2 separate regions of the Homo sapiens genome follow, and region 1 is linked to region 2. A link is a contact called in ENCODE Hi-C or POLR2A ChIA-PET data. All regions are on one chromosome and are shown on one strand. The core of a region is the stretch at or near the end of the contact, and the rest is flanking DNA. Distances in the headings are between cores, read along the strand shown. Region 1 has its middle 46 kb from the start of SDC1. Region 2 has its middle 84 kb from the start of SDC1.

Region 1 (5,547 bases), core at 1,143-3,642, 38 kb before region 2:
TATTTTTTTGTGCGTTTAAATTTCACCTGTAATTAATGAATATATGCACATTATGGAAGATTCAAACAAGGCAAGGGTATGGGGGAAAGTACAGGAGTCCCCTGTCCCCACCTCCTTCCTCGGGTGATTGTCATTAACACCTCCGAGGCTTGCAGATACTGCTTCTGCTTCCTCTGTCTGCGTTGCCCTGTGCTGCTTCTGTTTCACAAAATCCCATCACACCTCAGGGCCAAGCGCTGCCGCCATCTGGTCTACACCCTCTGAAAGCTGCCCCTGGCCCTGTCTTCCTGATGCATGTTGCTCCAAAGGTAGCATCTCATAGAGACTGACAGCATGGGTGCTGGACCCGCTGCCTGGGTCTTAGCTGGGCTCTGCCACCTACTAGCTGTACATCCCTAGGCTGTTGCTTACTGTCACTATGCCTTAGCGTTTCCCTCATCCTTAAAATGGTGGTCATGGAATGATCTATGTGCTTCACAGGCTTGTGAAGCCCATGTAATAAATAATTAAACACATATTGGCCAGGCACACTGGCTCATGCCTGTAATCCCAGCAGGCAGAGGCAGACAGATCACCTGGGGTCAGGAGTTTGAGACCAGCCTGGCCAACATGGCAAAACCCCTTTGCTACAAAAATACAAAAAATTAGTCTGGCGTGGTGGCGTGCGCCTGTAATCCCAGCTACTCAGGAGGTTGATGCATGAGAATCGCTTGAACCTGGGAGGTGGAGGTTGCAGTGAGCTGAGATTGCACCATTGCACTCCAGCCTGGGCAACGGAGCAAGACTCTGTCTCAAAATAAATAAATAAATAAACAAACAAACACATGTGACCTGCTCAGAACAAAGTGTGGTATACAGACGGTGCTGCTAGGGAGCCATCATGGTAGCTGGCGCCCATGCAGCCCGCATCCATGCCTGGCTCCCCAACCAGGGTGCAGGCCCCCGAGGCAGCAAGCGCATCCTCTCTACTCTCTTCTTCCTCAGGGCTTAGCCCAGACAGGAGCTCAGGAAACAAACAGCGATGCTGCAAGAAGGCCGCATGACAGGCCTCAGGGCCAGGGCCTCAGGTGTCCTGAGAGAATGAGGGCACCATGGGAGCCAGAATACCCAGGTCTTCTCAGGCCGGGCTGTGAGGATGTCCCAAGCACATGACCCAGAACTTGGGGTCCCTGAGGCTGGGCAGGTGAATCTAGGACAAAAAAAGGCACAACTTCTCAATAAGCGGGAGCCCACCCTTTTTTGATTGTTGAGGGGCCTTCAGAGAGTCTGAGGATCACAGTGTCTCTTGGCTGTGAGGAGGGGCCAGGGAGCTCCGGCAGGCCCAGACCTGGGCACCCAGACTCCTAGGTTCTTTTGGAGGGGCACCCGGCAAGGCTGACTGAGCCCTCAGATCAGCTGGGAGCCCTCATCAGACCAGCAGGGTTCAGACTTTTCGGAACACTGAGGAGGGGGAGTGGGAGTGGGGTAAAGGCACCTCCACCCCTCCCACCTTCACAGAAAATTATCTTTCCCCCTCCCCACCCCCACACATAGTGCTGTCCCCCGAACCCCAGATGTACATCCCAACCTTCTTCAGTCCTCCTAGCTTTTGAGGCAGTGAAGCCAGATCTGAAATGGACACACGGTTTACTTAGGGTAAAGGACTTTAGTGCTCCACTCAACAAGCAAATAAAAGGCCGAAGCCTCGGGCGAGGCTGGGGTGGACAGGTGTGGCAACGTCCGCGAATCTGGAGACAGATTTGGCTCCGAATGAGCTGTGAGTTCTCCACCACCACCACCATGCAGGCTCTGGCGCTTGAGACCCCGGATGCTCCCAGGGAGGGGCCCAGGGGCTGGTGTGGGTATGGGCACATGCCTGTGCTTCCCCGAGCAGCCAGGGCCAGAGACCGGGCTCCACAAGGCTCAGAGGGTTCATGGAGAAAGGGGAGGAGGGGCCTGAGGCGTGGCTCCCTGTCTGTCATGGGCCTGGGTGGGCGGGTCCTCCTGCGTCCTCTAGTCCAGTCTGGAGTCTGATGCTCTGTGGCAGGAGCAGCTTGGGACAGGCTTAGGTGACACTGTTTGAGGAACATCTCCCTTGAGGCTGGTCTCATCCCAGCAATGGATGGCTGGCAACAGGGGCTGGAGTCTGCATGGGCTGGAGTGGGAGGATGGCATCAAATGTGATTGTAGTCACATCTGCACATCTGGCTAGGCTGTCCCTTGTTTCCCTCCAGCTTCATGTCTCTTGCTTCTGGGAGCCCGCCTGGCCCTGCCCCACTGGGCCAGCCCCTGAGTCGGGTGGTGGGTGCGGGCGGCGGGTGCGGCCACCATTGTGCAAGGGGTGAGCTCACCCGCCGTGCCCAGCCTGGCCTGCACTGGCCTGCCCGCTGCTGGTTAATCATTGTTCAAACACCCTGGCAGGCAAGTGGGCTGTGGAGGGAGACGTGACAGGGCAGGGCTGCCTCTGCCAGGTCTCAGCAAAGCTCTGCCAGCAGGCCCAGGGCCGGAGCCGCTCCCCAGGACCCCACAGAGAGCAGCCTGCAGTGGGGCTGAGACCACCTCTCCTAATTCCTTAGGAGGAACTCAGTAAATATTTTTGATAGACTCAAAGAACACCCCTTTGTAGGTTTCCTGTTTTGGGGTAAACACCCAGCAGTTTAGTACCATAGCTATGAGGGTGGGCCCCAGAGTCCAAAAGCTTTGGGTCAAACCATAGCCCTGTCACTTATGGGCTGTGTGAACTTGGCCGAATTTCATAATCTCTCTGTGCCTCAGTTTCCTGGGCTGTACAAAGGAGTTGATGATGATAATAGTGCCCTCCTCATAGGACTGTTGGGAGGATTAGGATATATATAAAGTGCTTACTAGGCCCATCGCCCCGAACCAAGACTGAAACACTCATCACGGCTCCCAGCTCATGGCCACCAGATGACGGGCTGGGCTGGTTGTACACTCACATGTTCTGCTGTGAATTAGGTACAACTTTCCCCACTTCCCAGATGAGAACACCTGGGCTCAGGAGAGGGATGGAGAGGGATGTTACGTGTGAAGCAGCTACTGAAGGTCACAAGATAGAAATGACAAAGCTGGGTTTCAAGCCCAGGTTCATCTGCACCCAAATGCCATGTTCTTCCCATCACCCAGCCCTGCCAGGCTTGCAGATCAAAGGTGCAAATCTGAACTTGCCAGGCAATTAAATGCTGCCCATGTTCACTGACATTCTCTGAGCACTGTGGGTAGAGGGGTGGTGAGGAGGCTCTGGGCTGAGTTTGCTGTTAGAAAGACAGAGATCAACAATGCCCAGCCCAGTCCCTGGGCCCAGAGAGCCCTCGATGGATGAGGAGAGAGCATGAGCTGTTCACTGCCCGGCAGAAGCCCAGCACCACCATGGCTGAGACCCAGGTGGCTCCAGGACCCCCAGACAGGCAGGGTCAAGGAGGCAGTTGGTGGGAAAAGGGCCTTGAAGCGGCACACTGTGTTTGATTTGTGTGATTTTTTTCAGCGTGTGTATATTTGGCATGGTTTAGGTGGGGGCGAGTTGCAGAGATCAGAGGCCTAGAATCCCCTTCTGCCTCTTACCCCAGGCTTCCCCACGGTGCTGCTACTAGCTGGGACTGAGTAGAGACAGCCATAGAGACAGGTGCCAGACTCCTGTTAAGGGCCCTGTCGGAGGAGCACTCGTCTCCTGGGAAGAGTCCCAGCCCTTGGCGAGGGCTCTTTGGTCTACTTCAGAGCCGCACCTTGAGGGAGAGTTCCGGGTGTCGGGCAGCTTGCCCTGGGGCCTCTGGGGCATTTGTGGGGCCCCATGGGAGCCTGCACACCATGGGATAGGCAGCTAGGAAAAATCCGTGTCAGACACGCAATCTGAGACCTTGGGAAAGAAAGGACCTTGTGGCCAAGGAATGTGGCTCAGTGACCTGTGTATGTGTACGTGTGTGTATGTGTGTGTGCGTGAGCACGCGTGTGCGCACGTGTGTGTGTCTCTCTGTATCTGTGTGTGCATGAATGTGCAATGAGAGCTGGCTAGGGCAGCAATGTTCCTCCTCAGAACACTGAAATTGGTAATGGTCATCTGATGACAGCCCCGGGAACTTCTCCCTGCCTCGCTGGCATGCCACCCTTCCTTCCCCTTCCTAGGGGACACCCACTCACACCTGCCCTCACTGTAATGCCCAGTGGCCCCTGCCTTCTCAGCCTCTCCTCATCCAAACAGGCTCTCAGAATATCCTCTGAGAAACTCACTTCTCCTGAGCTGTTGGTGGCTGAAAATGAGGCCTCCTGTGTGGCCCTCCCAGCCACTCTCACCTTCCAGGGACAGTCCTCCTGTCCCTACGTGCGCAGCGTCAGCTATGCCCAGGGAGGACCTTGGCTTTCTAGGACACAGAGGCAGCCTGCTCTTGCCTGGCTCCTGCTGGAGATGGAAGACATGCCCGGCTGTGGACTACAGGCAGCTGAAACCAATCACAGCCACCATGACACATTCCAGCCTCTGAGGCCAGACTGAGCCATGAGACTCTCCTACCTACTTGCTGACACACCTGAGAGGCCTCGGGCACAAGGAGACACTTCCTGGCCATAGTTGAAGCCACAGATATAGGTGTCGGGGGACATAGGTGAGACGCTGGTGGGGCAGGAAAAGTGCGTGTGATGCATGGTGTTGGTGCCAGACAGGTGTATGGAAGATATTAGAGAGATCCTAAAAGGAGTGAAAAAGTTGTAATCTCCTCTCCCATCTATCCTCTACACACACCTCCAGTATTATTTTTTCTATCTCAGCCAGTCTAGCTATTCAATGATACATGGTGGTGGTGTTAGGGAGGTATGTGGTGTTCCTGGAAGACATGAGAAAGATACACAGATCATGGAGAAGGCAAAGGTTCTAATCTCATCTTCAGTTTGTTCTCTACACACACACTACCGTTATCATCTTCCTGATCTCAGCCAACTTGGCTGTTCAATGATGATCAAGTTCTTAGGGTAAACATTAGTGTCTCCTAAACCCCAAAGATAAGATGGGAAAGGGTCTTCAGGCCCACACCCTTGCCACAAGGAGATATGTTACAATGAAAGTAAATTTCAGACCATATTCTGCCACAACGACATACTTTTATTAGCAAATAGTCACAAAAATAGTCATTTGGCCCCTCCACTAAACTTGGGGCATCACCTTTCTCTACCTCTAGGCTTGCTGATAAGCACTCACATGGGAAGTCCAGTAGCTCAAAGATATGGCGATGTTCTGTCAGCGGGACCAGCCGAGCTTCTGGCTGGGCCAGGAGACAGAGTCGTCAAGGCCAAGAGGGGACTCAGAATGAAATGGGAATAGACCCAGAGCACCAGTCCCTGCTTGTCAGGCACCCAGGTTTGCTGGATTCTTCTGTCTTGTTCAAGCAGAGACATAGGTGCCTAAACCATCTTTCCAGCTGAATATAGTTCTTGAACATCACTCACTTCACCAACAACAAATTACCTGGATATTGTTTATGCTAGTTAATGAATTTTGGGGAGCAGATTTAAATAACTATATTTGAAGCCTTTGCTAGCCACTTCTAGGGTGTGAGTTACTTT
Region 2 (5,381 bases), core at 546-3,045:
ATCAACATGACGGGAAAGTCTGTGAGGATGAGGAATAAGGAGAGAAATGGTGGGACAACTGAGCCAGCCAAGAGACCCCTAAGAGAGAAGATAAGGAGGGCATGGCCCGTTTGAAAGGGTGGGTGTCCAGTTGGTGTAGACATGAAGAGATAGGGAGGTCTGGCTGGTGTAGAAATGGGAAGGCAGGGGGAGGGGAGGGTCACCTCAGAAACAGGAGCTTCGGGAAAGGGAGTGTGACATTCAAGCACTAGACCCTCTAATGCATACCTGCAAATTAGTGCCACCTCGCCCTAGGGGATGTGGGTGAGTGGAAAGTGAGCTGGATTTCATTCCTCCACTTGCTTCCTTGGCCATCTGCCCTTGTTCAGTAGACAATCCACACACATGTACCTGGGGGCCCAGGGCAGCCACAGCACAGTAATAAATGTGTTGTCAGTCTGCAAATCACCTCAGTCAGCAGCTGGGGTACAGGAGCAGGATGAGACCTCGGTGAGGAGGCCAGCCACCATGCATGGCATGGTAACAGTGCCCAGGGAAGCAGGCTGAGGTCCAGGGCAGAGTTCTAAGGCCAGTGGTGGGTTGGAATGAAAAGCAGGGAAACTGAGGCAGAATTCCTTTTGTATGGGCAGAGGCAAATGGAAGGGGTGGGTGACTTTGAGGCTCTCCATGTTCCCAGAGCACATCTTGGGCCACAAGGCTCATTCCAAGCCCTTCTGGAATAAGCTGCCTGCAGAAATCCTGCCTGTTTTGGCTGGGAGGGGTCCATAACATGGGTAAGCAGAGCGGGCTGTGGAGCCTCAGCGAACCCACCACAGGCCAGGACCAACAGGGCTGACCAGCTATGAGACCTGCTTACTGCTTTGGTTGTCCTTTATGGCAGTGGTGTTCAAATTTGAGCATGCATCAGAATCATCTGGAGGGCTTGAGGGATCCCAAAACAAAGTGTGTGATTTGGTAGGTCTCAGGTGGGGCCTGAGGATTTGCATTTTTTATTTCTCCCAAGTTCTCAGGTGATGCTTTAGAAACCACGTTCCAGGGATGCCTTATTTCTGAAGCCCAAGGCTTCCATGAAAACCTTGATTGCTTGTTCCTCCTTGATTTTCTTTTCAGCCCCAGAGCCTCAGAGGGTTCCCGTTAACAGTACCCCTCCAGGCTTCTCTGAGGTTGCAGCTCGATCTCATTTTCCTGGCAGAAATTGACACCTGTTTCTTCCCTTCTACTCTGGACTTTAAAGCAATGGATCTCTTAGAGAAAGAATTAGCCATGCCCCGATTTGGGTAGAGGGAGGGGCTGGGGGCCATCCCAGACCTCCTGTTGTCTCCAGTGCCTCAGCACCTATGGGGCAGCCCTGGACCCGGCGGAATCTGGAGATTGATTTCCAGGACCCTGCTGGGCAGGCGTAAGGGTAAGGGCTTAGTTACTGGCAGAGCAGCGATGATTTGCCCTAAGATCCTAACTGAGCCCTAAATCCTTTCATTAAAGTTCTAAATGAATCACAGCCTCTGAACTAGAACAAACGCCAGCGGGGCATCTCTCAGGTCTCAGTTTCCCCAGCTGTAAGTGAGGCTGCTCCAGATGTTCCCTGAGATAGCTTTTGGCTCTAGCATTCTTGATTCCGAGGAGGACAATGGGTCAGAGGAAAGAGAGGGCTCATCAGGGTTTGCTGGGAAAGGGGTGGAGCTGAAGGTGATGTCAGCCGTGGTGAGCTGGGCCTGGAAAAGCAGCGTGAGTCACCGGGCATGACGAGGGGCAGGATGGAGAGCCAGGGAAAGGCTTTAATGGGGAGTCATGTGGTCAAACCATCGACTAGGAGGCTGAGGCTGGCAGCCAGCTGGGGTTTGGAGCCAGAGAGGTTGCCTAATGTGCCATTCAGCCTCTTACCCATGGGGCAGGGGCCAGTGCATCATCCCGTGGCTCTGGCCTGGATGTGTTCAGGTTCTGGGCTCTGGAGAGCCATAGGCCCTTGTTGGGAGTGGCCATCCTAGAGGGATGGCTGCCAGGGCCCTGACCTAGCACCATGTGGGCATGGGACTTGGGCCTCTCTGTAACCCAGACCTGCAGCAAATTCCCTACCTGCAAGCAGCCTACCCAGCCTGACCCCCTCGGCCTGACTTTGGTCCTGGGGCTGCCTTGCTCATGTCCCTGTACCTCTGCTTGTCTCTCAGCCCCTCTGAGACAGGGACTGGGACTTGCCTGCTCTTGTAGCCCCCTGCACAGCCCAGCTTAGCACCGTGCTGGACTCCTCATGGGAACTGAGGGAACTATCCACCTCAATCCAAAAGCTACTTTGGAAAGAGACAGGGGCGGAGCTGAGGTCTGACCAGCCCTTCCCACCCCCATGCCTGCTTCTCACTTCTCTGTCATCTCTGCCTTTTGCCAAGACCCTTGGTGCTTTGTGCTGATGGTCACAACGCTGAGATGGGCAGCCCAAACCAGGACTCACAAAGCAGGGGAGATGCACCAATGCCAGCATCCCTTTGCTGACCCCTCTTCCTGGAGGGCACCGGGCTCCGGGCTGACACACCTCAGTTATGGTCTGGCTTGGCCACAGCTAGCTGTGTGTACACGAAGTCCCTCTTCTTCTCCAGGGCCGGCTTCCTCATCTGTAAATTAGGAGCAATTATTCTTGAGCTACTGGGTCACCTGACACAGAGAAGAGGCTCCACCGATGTTTCTATGATTGTTGTCATTAAAAAACATGACAGCCAGAGAGGTTGGCACCGGGGTGTCTGCCATCCCTCGTGTCCTGAGAGCAGGCTCAGCTGGGCCCAGCTGAGATACTGGAGCTGAGAGCCCTGGAGAGATACTGGTGGGTGGGTGGCTGTGCAGGCATCTTTGGGGGAACAGAGTGGGATATGGGGAGGGGGCCGGAGTCCAGGGGGACTCCCAGCCTAGCCTGGGCCATGGGTGGGTGAAGGCCATGCCCCCTCCGCAGGGGCTCTGATCAGGTGGGGGCAGGCTTGGAGGTTATTTGAGGGCACAGGAAATATCTGGAATCTATGAGAATGGGAACTCAGGTCAGAGGTCACCTCAAATTAAAATTGAAAAAGCCCTCTGTGTGAAGGGAATCAAAGGAGGTGAAGACGTTTGCTCTTCCGGAGTCTCCTGAACCCAGATGTTAGCGGTTAAAATTCCTGTGGGGCTAAACGGTGGGCACAGGGAGCCATCTTGGGGCCCGGCAGGGCAGGAGCCCAGGGAACAGTGTGCATTCTCATGTACCCTCCAGGACATTGCCCCAGGGATTATGAGCAGAGCGGGGCCTGTCCCTGCAAAGCCGGGTGCTGTGGGGGGATGGGCACTCTGGGGTCTAGGGCCTCCCGCGGCCCTTCACTCTGGGCTGGCTGCACCCTGGAATGAAACAGGATCTGGCATCCCTGCTCTAGTCTGAGCCAGGACAGCTCATTAGCTGGAGGGCCGTGCTCCTTCAGATTTATGGTCAGGAGCCCCTCATCTGAGGGCCAAGGTCTTTTGATCTGAGCCCAGGGGTAGGGGCAGGGGATTCCTGGGTCTTAATTGGCATCAGCTAGGCTGATGCTGACCAGGACTCTGTCCCAGGCCTCAGCCCGCAGCCCCAGCCCCCCAGGCTGATGCTTATTGGGGGTGGAGGGCTCTGGGAGGAAGACAGGCATGTGCGGAGTTTGTTCCTACTCTGCAGGGCCTCATGGGCAAAAATACCAGGAGGGAATGAACAGCTCAAAAGGATCCTCCCCTCAGCCGCTCCCCAGCCTTGACCCATCCCCGACCCTGATTCTTCCCTTTCCCACTCTGACCTCACCCCAACCAAGTGTCACATCCTATCTGGGGTGGGGCTGGGGGCTGCCATGTACCTGGGCCTGTGCCAGGCACCTTGAGGACACAAGGAAAGTCTAGCAGAAAAGTCAGCTATATACACAACTAGAAAGAATAGATAAAATAATAGGCTGTGCTTTTGATATCTTGGACTTCCCCAGGTCAGGGATGACCATTTACATGAGGGATTTATTGTGTCTTGTTCTTTTGTTTTCGGGCTTAAGGAGGAGTGAGGAAGTATACTCAGGGGATACTTACTTAGAGAGAGAAAGATATTAGGGAGAAGAAGGGGAAGGGAGGAGAGGAAGGGAAGAAGACATTGAGACAGAGGCAGACAGAGAGTGAGACAGGAAAAGAGATTGTCAATCCTGAATCCAGCTGTGTCTCAACCTAGCTGACACGTCCTGGACTTCTCAGGAATGTGGCCCAATAAATTTCCTTTGGGCTCAAGCTAGATGGAGCTGGGCCTCTCTCCTGAACAGTGTGGGCGAGCCACACAGTCAATGGCTGCATTGGTGAATGTGTGCGTTTATTCCAAAGGAGAGGGCAGAGGGAAGGAGAGAAAATGGGACAAGCCTTCTGCCCTCAGAAGCTGACCTTAAGTTAAGGAGCCAGCACTCCAACATGAAAGCCACTGGGAGATGCTATCATTCCAGAGGCAGAGGAGGAATGGGGACAGAGAGGGCAGCAGCAGAGAGCAGAAGGACCGGGCCCAGAGGAATGGGAGAAAGCTTTGTCTTGGTAGCCTGCAGAAGGCTCTGGAAGCAAGCAGAGGAGAGAAACTCCACTGCATAAGAGCCTGGTGACTCAAGAGGGGCCGGGCGCCTTCCCCGTCCTGGGCCAGGAGAGATAAAATATCATCTCATTAAAGGATAGCTTCTTATTATTTATGAAAGATGCGTGTGAGCTTTTTTTTCAGGTAGAGCCCGGGGGGATGAGGATATCAGATAAGGGACCAAGGTCAGGTAATTCAGGCAGCGTACAAATGCACTAAGACTTGAGTGCACTATCTGTAGTCTATTTAAAGCCAGCTCTTCTATGATGCCCTGGTACTGTATTTCTTCAAATTCTCCCTCATTTTTTCTGGTCACTCAGTTTCTTATTTCTTTTAAGGACTGAGCCTTTCTTAAGCGTTTCCTAGGGAGATGACTCTTCCCTCGTGTATCTGGCCAGGCAATATGGGTCACTTCCCAGATCATAGTTTCCAAACTGGAAGGTCTTTACTCTGCCAGCTTCGTTATGGTGTAGTTTGCATACTGTAGAATTTGCTTGTTTTACGCATACAGTTTGATAAGCTCTGCCAAATGGAAATAGCCACCTACCTACCATCAAATGAAACATTGATTTTTTTTATCCCCCCATAAAATTCCCTCATTCCCCATTGCAATCAATCCCCGCTCCCACATCCCACCTCAGGCAAGCCCTGACCTGCTTTCTGGCTGCAGCGTGGCCCTCCCTGGAGTTCAGACGCAGGGAGCGGCGGAGTCTGCAGCCTTTTGAGTTAGGCGGCTTTCATTTAACTGCTGAACTTCAGCGCAGTGCCTTGAGAGTCATCCATGTCATTCATTGTATTACTATTTTGTTCTTCCTTA

The links. A loop is a pair of places that touch in the nucleus more often than their neighbours do. ChIA-PET counts read pairs that join two places held with the same protein, here RNA polymerase II (POLR2A). Pooled maps may share reads with other maps.
Region 1: a loop to region 2 is called in a map of mammary epithelial cell, with 4 times the contacts of the local background. The contact joins two enhancer-like sites. A Hi-C loop is called at or near these places in 12 of 168 maps with a recorded cell type or tissue (Calu3, GM12878, HepG2 and 7 more), 9 of 37 single-sample maps with no recorded cell type and 7 of 50 pooled maps. POLR2A ChIA-PET finds 5 or more read pairs at or near these places in 6 of 52 experiments (A549, AG04449, AG04450 and 3 more).

Annotation. Positions count from the first base shown.
Region 1 is chr2:20,176,661-20,182,207 of GRCh38, reverse strand. No RefSeq gene overlaps it. Among named protein-coding and RNA genes, the nearest start is that of SDC1, 46 kb to the left of the region's middle. Within about 2 kb of position 2,392, at least 12 of the 41 ENCODE cell types and tissues checked have a DNase peak (open chromatin) inside an H3K27ac peak, as active enhancers do; they include PC-3, mammary epithelial cell and right lobe of liver, where a contact is called at or near this core.
Region 2 is chr2:20,137,970-20,143,350 of GRCh38, reverse strand. No RefSeq gene overlaps it. Among named protein-coding and RNA genes, the nearest start is that of SDC1, 84 kb to the left of the region's middle. RefSeq lists an enhancer at 1,488-2,072. Within about 2 kb of position 1,795, at least 6 of the 41 ENCODE cell types and tissues checked have a DNase peak (open chromatin) inside an H3K27ac peak, as active enhancers do; they include PC-3, mammary epithelial cell and right lobe of liver, where a contact is called at or near this core.